Linked DNA regions of Homo sapiens: region 1 is linked to region 2. The links are chromatin contacts, found by Hi-C or POLR2A ChIA-PET in ENCODE. All regions are on one chromosome and are shown on one strand. Each heading gives the region's core, a stretch centred on a gene start or an enhancer-like site at or near the end of the contact. The rest is flanking DNA. Distances are from core to core; before and after follow the strand shown. Region 1 overlaps SLC38A4-AS1 (SLC38A4 antisense RNA 1). Region 2 overlaps SLC38A4-AS1 (SLC38A4 antisense RNA 1).

The links. A loop is a pair of places that touch in the nucleus more often than their neighbours do. ChIA-PET counts read pairs that join two places held with the same protein, here RNA polymerase II (POLR2A). Pooled maps may share reads with other maps.
Region 1: a loop to region 2 is called in a pooled map, with 3 times the contacts of the local background. The contact joins two enhancer-like sites. A Hi-C loop is called at or near these places in 2 of 168 maps with a recorded cell type or tissue (endothelial cell of hepatic sinusoid and endothelial cell of umbilical vein) and 10 of 50 pooled maps. POLR2A ChIA-PET finds 5 or more read pairs at or near these places in 11 of 52 experiments (A549, AG04450, GM12878 and 8 more).

The regions. Positions count from the first base shown.
Region 1 is chr12:46,428,149-46,433,141 of GRCh38, forward strand. The region is part of intron 2 of SLC38A4-AS1 (SLC38A4 antisense RNA 1); the gene reads left to right. LOC124902923 (a long non-coding RNA gene) reads right to left here. Exons shown (of 2, transcript XR_007063284.1): 2 at 2,084-2,288. Among named protein-coding and RNA genes, the nearest start is that of SLC38A4-AS1, 47 kb to the left of the region's middle. RefSeq lists enhancers at 2,198-2,699, 2,238-2,532. Within about 2 kb of position 2,408, at least 11 of the 41 ENCODE cell types and tissues checked have a DNase peak (open chromatin) inside an H3K27ac peak, as active enhancers do; they include GM12878, where a contact is called at or near this core.
Region 2 is chr12:46,515,756-46,520,617 of GRCh38, forward strand. All of the region lies in intron 3 of SLC38A4-AS1 (SLC38A4 antisense RNA 1), which reads left to right. Among named protein-coding and RNA genes, the nearest start is that of SLC38A4-AS1, 130 kb to the left of the region's middle. RefSeq lists enhancers at 1,159-1,208, 1,399-1,488, 1,659-1,838. Within about 2 kb of position 1,641, at least 4 of the 41 ENCODE cell types and tissues checked have a DNase peak (open chromatin) inside an H3K27ac peak, as active enhancers do; they include GM12878, where a contact is called at or near this core.

The sequences.
Region 1 (4,993 bases), core at 1,158-3,657, 87 kb before region 2:
ATAAAAATCCTAGAAGAAAAACTAGAAAATACTTTTCTAGACATTGATTAAGGCAAAGAATTTATGACTAAGTCCTTGAAAGCTAACATGACAAAAACAAAAATGGACAATTAGGTCCTGATTAAACTAAAGAGCTTTTGCACAGCAAAAGAAACTATCAACAGAATAAACAGACAACACACAGAATGGGAGTAAATGTTTGCAAACTATGTGTCTGACAAAGGACTAATATCCACAATCTATAAGTAATTTAAACAAATCAACAAGAAAAAACAAATAGCCCCATTAAAAAGTAGGCAGAGGACTTGAACTGACACTCCTCAAAAGACATACAAGTGGCCAACAAATAAAAAAATGTTCAGCACCACTAATCATAAGAGAGACACAGGCCAGGTGCAGTGGCCCACGCCTGTAATCCCAGCACTTTGGGAGGCCGAGGCAGATCACCTGAGGTCAGGAGTTTGAGACCAGCCTGGCCAACATGGCAAAACCCCATCTCTACTAAAAGTACAAAAATTAACCGAGTGTGGTGTGGTGGTGCATGCCTGTAGTCCAAGCTCCTCGGGAGGCTAAAGCAGGAGAATTGCTTGAACCTGGGAGTTGGAGATTGCAGTGAGCTGAGATCGTGCCATTGCACTCCAGCCTGGGTTACAGATGGAGCGAGACTCTGTCTCAAAAAAAAAAAAGAGACACACACACAAATGTAAACCATAATGAGATACTATCTCACACCAATCAGAGTGGCTATTATCAGAATTTCAGAAAACAACAGATACTGGCAAGAATGAAGATAAAAGAGAATGCTTATACACTGCTGGTGGGAATGCAAATGAATTCACCGCCTGTGGAAAGCAGTTCGAAGATTTCTCAAAGAACTAATAATAGAACTACCATTCAACCCAGCAATCCCATTACTGGGTATATACCCAAAGGAAAATAAATCGTTCCACCAAAAAGACACCTGCACTGCTATGCTTACCATGGCACTATTCACAATAGCAAAGACATGGAATCAACCTAGGTGCCCACCAGCGGTAGACTGGACTAAAAAAATGTGGTGAATATCCACCAGGTTCACAATGCAGCCACAGAGAAGAATGTATTCATGCCCTTTGCAGTAACGTAGATGCATCTGGAGGCCATTATCCTAAGTAAATTAATGCAGAAACAAAACCAAATACCACATGTTCTTACTTTTAAGTGGGAGCTAAACATTGGGTACACTTGGACACAAAGATGGGAAAAATAGACACTGGGGATTCCAAAAGGAGGGAGAGACAGAGGGAGCAAGGGTACTATGTTCACTACTTGGTTTATGGGATCATTAGAAGCTCAAACTTTAGCATCAGGTATTATACCCATGTAATAAACCTGCACATATACCTCTTGAATTTAAAATTAAAAGCAAATAAATAAATGAAAGAATTGGGCATAACCCTCAAAAAAATTCCAGAATGTGGGGCACTACTCTGGTCTCTTCAGGTCAGTGGGATGGGAAAAAGAGCAGGTGATGGGGCACAGGGGGAGCTATATTAAGATAAACTAAACTTGAGAGATGTAAACATGAAAACAATGTGTAATTCCGTATTGGATCCTGTTGGGAGAACAAGTTTGAGGGACAATTGGGATTCTGAATAAGGACTAGATATTAGAATTATTATTATAGGAATCCCTAAATTTTTAGGAGTGATAATGGTATTGTGGCTATGTTAAGAAAACTCCCTAATTTTTAAAAGATGCATGCCAAGAGGTTTACGAGGGAGGCATGCTATTATCTATAATTTACTTTGAAATGGTTCAGTAAACAAATGAAAAATAGAAGGATGAATGGATGGTTTGATGAATAAATGGAATAAATGTGGCAAAATATTAAAAAACTGTTCTCATATGCAATTGCTTATGAATCAGACTTAGTTTAGTAAAAACCAAACAGCAAGATAAAATAAATTGGATACTGAGGTTATTTTTAGATTTGTTATTACTGTCATGAATAATCTTCAATTTCAAATTTATGTTCCTTAAAACTTATTGTTACCATTGATTAATCTTATAATATATGTTACAAAGTTGAACTGATAAAATATTCTAATAAAATATTTATTTTGCTGTCTTTTATGTTGTAGATCCACATAAGGTATTCTTTGAAAACCCAGTTTAGTTCACAAGAAAAATGGAAAACAGATTTAGTCTTCTTGCCTTTTACGTTGCAGACATAGAACTTGTCATTGTAAATGCAGTGTCAGTAGGTCAATGACCCAAAAGTCCCCGTTCTTTGTGCTGAAAAATATCTGCAGAGAGGGAATGTTAGATTTCTGTAAGTGAAATTCTGAACAATACTAATTGTTTGCTTACCTGCAATGTATGGGTTGTTAAGATAAAACAGGGTGGGAACCTGATCTACCCAGGCATATCTTTCATGTGAATGTGAAGGAAATGATTCATTGACAACCCCAAAGACCTTGCTGGGAAAACACAGCTCAGTATTGCATCATCAAGCATTTGAAAACAAAGTGTCAGGAAACAGTTTAGAAATCAGTCTCTATCACTTTCTCTTATTAACTAGTTGTTTGTATTAATAAGAGTAACCACCACTTGTGTTTTGTTTTGTAGTTTATTAAGTGTATTTGTGATAACTTTTGGAAGTAGTAAGGTAGGTCTCATTACTCATTTTTCAGGTGAGGAAAATGAGGCTCCCAGATTTTCAGTGACTTGTTCAGGATTACACAGGCTGAAAGTGGAAGATCCATGTATTACTACATCTGGGTCTACCTAGGAAATGGGAGGGCATCAATTGTGTAATATAATCTCATAGAAACTCGGTTTTCTGAGCTCTAAGGAGGGCATAATGCTTATTTTACAGTATTGTTATAAAAATAACATGAAATTATATAAAGAAGACATCTAGGTCAGTATTTTCATATACATGGAGTTCGGTACATATTTAGTCCTTTTTTTTTTTTTTTTTTTTAGATGGGGCCTTGCTCTGTTGCCCAGGCTGGAGGGCAATGGCACAATCTCAGCTCACTGCAACCTCCACGTCCCAGGTTCAAGTGATTTTCCTGCCTCAGTCTCCTGAGTAGCTGGGATTACAGGCGCCCACCACCACGCCCAGCTAATTTTTGTATTTTTGGTAGAGATGGGGTTTTCCATGTTGGCCAGGCTGGTCTTGAACTCCTGACCTCAGGTAATCCGCCTGCCTTGGCCTCCCAAAGTGCTGGGATTACAGGCGTGAGCCACTGCGCCCGGCCCTTTTTTTTTTTTTTTTTTTTTTTTGAGACAGGGTCTTACTCTGTTGCTGAGGCTGGAGTGCAGTGGTGTGATCTCGGCTCACAACAGCCTTGACCTCCTGAGCGTAAGTGATGCTCCCACTTCAGCCTCCCAAGCAGCTGGCACTACAGGCACATGCCACCACACCCAGCTAAATGAGGCACCTGGCCTCATTTACTTTTTAGTGCCATGTTTATAGTCCTGTAGCTGTAATCTTAATCTGTACCTTAAATTTTCCACTGTCTAATTCCTTATATACCATCTTAGTAAGTTACAGTATTGCTATATTGAATCTTCAGTATAGTACTTTTCCAGGAGACTAACTGACAGCAAGCTTCTCTTGCTATTTTAGTTACTAATTCCTTCCCCCACTTTTGGGCAAAAGGCCAAGAGTATTTTGAGGAGATTAAGATGAACCTACAATTTATTGAATCATACCATTAAATAGAGTCAGAGTGAAGTTATAATACATTTGCAAAGTGACATATCTAAAGGGGCAGTAAGCAGCAGACGTAAGCAAAGTCATAGAAATCCATTTATCTGCCAACACATTTATGTAAGAAATTACACTACTGGTCAGGAATTTCCTGCTGTATGTCATTTTTTTTTTTTCTTATGGAACTTTTCAATAGCTTGTAATGGGCTGTTGTGCCTCCTCTTCAGGCTTGGCTGTTATCAGTGCCACTCAGATATCCCTTCCTATTCAGTGTGGAGTGCTTTGTGACACTTATGAATGGGTGCACCTATTTTTTAACTATTAGAATGTTGATTTATATCACAGAAGACTCATCATTTCTGCTTCCCTACACATAGGCCTGTTGTAAGAATTTACTGGTTTCAAACATGTATTAATTATATGAACTTGCAGGAAAAGAATGCCATAAAATTGAAAGCTACATGTGAGTTTTATAAGAGATAATTTTCTACCAAAATAATATGCAAAGGTAATAATTGGGGAAAATTTCTAGGCAGATGGGGAAAGAAATTCAAGTGTTTCTAATTATGTAGATAATGCTGAGTGAAAGGAAGAGCACTGTAGAAGGAATACTTGATGTGTAGCAGAAAACCAGAGTTTGAGTCTAGGCTCTGCCGTCTGCTAGATGAGCGTGGGCAAGACACCTAGGGCTGCAGTCTCATATACTTCAGCTGTAGAAATGGCCACTGAATCATATTTCTTAACCTCTGTTTTATTTTATTAGGAAAAATGTAACACCCCAGGAAATTTTAGTTTGCAGACGTGGTGTAAAACTTTACTTATGCAGCCTTATTTCAGTACGCTTGCGTATACAATCGAAGTATTTAGCACTTCAATGTTTGCAGAGATAATTGGCAAATAGAAAGTAATATAAAATAAATAAGTAGATTTAATGTTTTCTAATTTTCAATGGAGAAATATGGTTATATATATTTTTAAATTAGATTCAGCAGTAGGAGATTCAATGAATTACTTAGCCTCCTAAACATAAATCAGCTTCATCCTTCTCCTTTTTTTTTTTCAATTTTATATCAACAAACTGCCAGGAATGAGAGAAAAATTAATATTTCCTGAGAATGACTTTTGCATCAGTTGCATGCAACTGTTGTAAATTGTATCCTATCAGATATTTTGATTCACCTGAATTAAAACTTCTGATATATTATACCGGCCTAAAGATTAAAAAAAATTTTCTGACTTTCTTTCAGACCTTAAAAATGGATTTAATTTCCAGAAATGCAAGTGTGGGTA
Region 2 (4,862 bases), core at 391-2,890:
TTCCCTGTCTGGTGACTAGCCATGGAGGGAGGATGGTGTGGGACCCGTGGGAGACAGACTGGCCTCTCCTTGGATTAACTGCAGCTTGTTGGAGGTGTGGATAAGGCACTTAGGGTCTTTCCTCCTTTATTAGTCTGAGGGTAGCAAGGGCAGTTCTCTACTGAGAGGCTTTCAGTTGCTCCTGGAGGGTCTGTCCAGGGAGTTGCTGAGTTGGTGCTGGCTTGATTAGCTCTGACAGGAGGTGGCTGGAGGCCCAGGCCTGGAGGACCTGCATAGTGAAGAGATATGGAAACAGTCACCCATGTAACAGTCTGGCCACTTTTCCATAGGGCTGCTATGGTATGCTTCAGGCCTGCTCCAGTTCCTAGTCACCTTGGATTTCGCAAAACCTAGAGGTGTCACCAATGAAGCCTGTGAAACAGCAAAGATGGTAGCCTGTCCCTTCCCCTGGAAGCTTTATCCCAGGGAGGTACGAACCTGTTGTCAGCCCAAAGACACTTGTAGGAAGTGGCTGGGGACCCTGGTTGAGAGGTCTCACCTTGTGAGGAGGAACAGGATTGGGACCCACTTAAAAAAGCAGTCTGGCCTTGTTTTGATAGAATAGCTGCATTGTGCTGAGGGTTCACTTCAGCCCTTGGTCACCTCAGGTACTCTGAAGCCCAAAGGCTGGAACAGTTAAGTTGCCCAAACAGCAAAGATAACAGCCTGCCCCTCCCTCTGGGAGCACCCTCCCAGGGGGAATTCACAGTTCTTTTGGCTGGAGAGCTCAGGTGGGAGTGGCTGGAGGTCCTGATTGGGAGGCCCCACTCGTGAGGAGGAACAGGATCGGGCACCTGCTTAAAGCAGCAGACTGGCCATGTTTTGGTAGAGCAGCTGTGCTGTGCTAGGGGATCTCTTCTGCCCTGGATTGGCTCAGACTTTCCAAAACCTGAAGGCTGGAACGACTAAGGCACTCAAACAGCAAAGATGGCAGCCCACTCCTCCCCAAGAAGCTCCTTCTTAGGGAGGTGCAATGCTGCTGCTGGTAGCCGGCTGGAATTTCAAGCCAGTGGGTCTTAGCTTGTGAGGTGGTGAGGATGTGGGGCCTGTGGACTGTTCCTGCTCAGCCCCCTGGATTCAGCCTCTTTCCTAAGGGTAGGTACAGGAATCTAACCTCCGATTTTGCCAGAGCTGCAGCTACTTTTGCCAGAAAGCCCAAGCACCTAAACCTCCACGTTCTCCACACATGCCTGAGTGGCTGTTCTGGTGAGAATCCAGATGGCTCTGTCAGACTGAAGACTGAAGGCCCTGGTGGTGTGGGTTCACAGGGAGATCTCCTGAGCCAAGGGTTGCAAAGATCTGTTGGAGAAGCGATCCCAGGGTCACTCATTCACTCACTGCTTTCTAGGACTGGGGAGGATCCCCTGGCTCTGTGCTGTTCCCCAGTGGGCCGTTGTTCAGTGTCCTGCTTTTCTTTGTTTTCTGTGTGTCAGGTTGTTTCCTTGGTTAATCCTAATGCGAGTACTTGCATGTTTCAGTTGAAGGTATTGTTTTTACTCGCCCCTCTATTCCTCTCCGTGAGAGCCACACATGCTAGCTGCTTCTAGTTGGCCATCTTGGCCACTCCACCCCCACTACATTTCTATGTAGCTTAAGCCTAGTTTTCAATAGGGCTTAATGACATGCCTTGGAGAGTTCCTCTCATCAGTTTTGTTTCCACTACCTCTGGGTTGGTTTCATTTTCAGGTGATCTTTCTCTCCTGGTTGCAATATAGTTACTAGAAACCATAAAAGCCTCCCAAGCTGAAATGCTGCAGACAAAATTTGAGAGTCTTTGGTGTGGCATCCCCCACTAAAGTCTTACTGCCTCTAACTGGATTATTTGAGTATCCATAAAACTATCATTATGATCAAGAAAATGTGAAATATTAATTAGATTAGACCTGGTTTTATTCTCTACTCTAAGGTTAAAGTATGAACTAGTTTGGAAGAGGGATTACTTCAAGGGGGACCAGTAGAGGGGGCAGTGTATGACAAGTGGCAAAAACAGTTGATGGCATGTGATTATTTTTCCCTCTGCATGCATGGCAAACATGAGAATCAATTATAGTACTTTTTTTCTCATTGTACCTGGACATGGCTTCAGCAACTTTGTCAACGTAGGGCTTTAGTCAGCCACTAACAATCCACAGGAGTTGGCAACCAAGATAAACATTTTATACCATCACTAGCCTAAAAGCAGAAAATACATGGAAATCCTTAAAGGAAGGCATGCTTTTACTCACCAGTAAATCAAGGAAAATGCACACTAAAAGAATTCTATAGTAAGACCAAAATTGATCATTGATGAATGGAGCATTTTTAGTTACTCCTTCCTTTGTGGGGTGTGTGTGTGTGTGTGTGTGTGTGTGTGTGTGTGAGAGAGAGAGAGAGTTTATTATGAAATATTTTGTTTATAGTTTCTGAAAAACTCTCTGAAGTTGTGAGACAGTGATAAATTTGTTCTTTTCAGGGTGGTCATTAAAAGCATTGGAAAACATTCTGTGATTTCAGTGGCATAATGTGACCAAAATAACTCTTTATTTTTCTACAAGAAAAATGCAAAACATAAGCAACTGAAATCAGATGTAAGCAGATTGGCTTCCTTTGAGGGCCCAGTGGTCAGAATTTTAGAAATTCTTAGCCTGAACCCTGACTTTGTGTTACTGGCACCCAGGACTAGCATGTAGATAGCCACCCATGTGACCAGGGGAGTCCCAGGAGGCCCATTCCTTCCTGTGCCATCCTCCCAAATGCTCCCAGCATTTGCTAACTTAGGCCAGAAATTCCAGAATTAAATATTTATTTTTGTGACTTGAAAACTTTGCTTCTTTGTTCTCCTTTTAAAATGACCCTTAGAAGGACCCTATGAAGAATGGACCATTAAGTTCTACTGGCCCTTTACAACACTATCAGGAGTGTCAATTTGTCTTTTGAAGGCAGGTTTTATTATATGAGAGGTGGGAAAAATATTGGGGGATGGGGTACCAAAAAGGGACAAAAGTGTCCAGAAAGAGGAGGCTGAGAAAGCCAAAGACAGATGTGTTCTCTCACTTTGTTGTAATGCCTTAGCTGCAGCCTTGGGGATGTGATTCGAGAACCTCCAAATTTCACTGTGTTTATTCTGTCCATCCATTCCACGTTAATTTCACAACATTGTTTACTTGCTATGCTGAAGGCACTTACAGCAATACAGGGACATAGTTTCTGACTGAAGAATCCTAATTACTTAATCACATGTGGAAAAATAGTAATGTCGCTCATTTTGTGTAGTGTTTCAAAAGTTTTCAAGTTAATGATCCTAAAATTGCTATGTGATTATTTGTACCCTCCAGTCTAGAAAAGTATGTTATTTTCTCAATCACAAAATGTACTTTCTCAGTGTTCTTTTGGGGTTTAGCAAGTAAGTCAACATGATAATACTGAAACATTTCACTTTGTCAATTCTGTAGTATATTTATACACTGTTCTCAGTCATCTTTTCTTTTCTTTCTCTTCTTTCCTCTTTTCTTCTTTTCTTTCCTCTCCTCTTCTCTCTCTTTTGAACTCCCTCTGTCCTCTTTCCTCTTCTCCCTCACTCCTCTTCTGTATTACACCCTTTCTCTTCTTTCTTCTCTATAACCATCTCTCTGCCTCTCTTTCTATAACCCCTGTCTCTTTCCTTCTCCTTCTTTCCCTCTCTCTAAACCTGCCTCTTTTTCTTTCTTCTCCTCCCCCATCACCCTGTCTTTCTCCTTTGTTGCCTCTTTTCTGCTTTTGGAATTTGACCTCATTTGCTCCCAGTGCACACAGACTTTTGTGTGGTGAGGAAAAGGAGGAGTTTGACCCCAGGTAGCTGTAAGTTTACACCAGCCCACCCTTCATCCTACAGAGCATGAAAAGAATGCCACTTTTTAAATGTCCATCTATAAGTTAACTCAATTAGCTGGCTTGAGTTGTGTCTACTTTATTGGGTCAGTCACGTAGACCAGGGGGATGAGTGCCATGATGGAGCCCATCCTGGTTGTGGGCCCATCCTGGCCAACCATAGTTACTGTGATTGGCAATTCCACTAGAACTAACTGGGGATAGGGAGTGTAGTCTCTGCCCAAAGTGGGAGTGTTATTATCAGAAGAAATTGGGAAAGAGACACTGAACACAAAAAAGAAAAACAAAACAAAAACAAAATAAAAGGCATTATCTGTCTCCCCACCCCTATGTCCAGAATGCAATTTATACATCATAGGAACTAACAACGTCACAGGTAATTTTGTCTCTAAAAAATTCATGAAATACAAGCTAAAGGCTATGAATATTTATTTTCCTGCAGTCCTAAGCTATTCTCTCCTGTTGAATGTGGTAGCTAATATGTTCTTTAACACCTAGTGACATTCACTCTAATATAAAGAACAGTCCGTTACCATATTAAAAAGCAGCTTGTGAAAGCATCACAAAACATTTAAAGACCTCTAGAATAAACTAAGGGATCAACTCAGTTCAGCCCAAATATTTGTTGAGTGTATATTTTGTCCTAACATTACCAGATTAAATTATAAATATGTCAGGAAGAAAATAATAAAATGAATAAATGATACACATTTGAAAAGGAAGAGATTTGCTAAATGTATCTACAGCGTAAGTCCTTAGACTTCGGGTCCAATGCTGAGGAGTGGGAGAGTGGACATCCTCAGAAGGGATGAGCTCTGCACACCCTCCCTTGGTGTCTGAAGGAGGTGGTGGTGGTACCCCTTGGCCACCATCTTATATTCTTCCTCCTAGCCCTTCATATGTACCATGGTAACAAGACCTTACCCTCTCGTAGTTATCACAGGGCTGTTCAGCCAATAAAATGCTTTTCTGTGCAC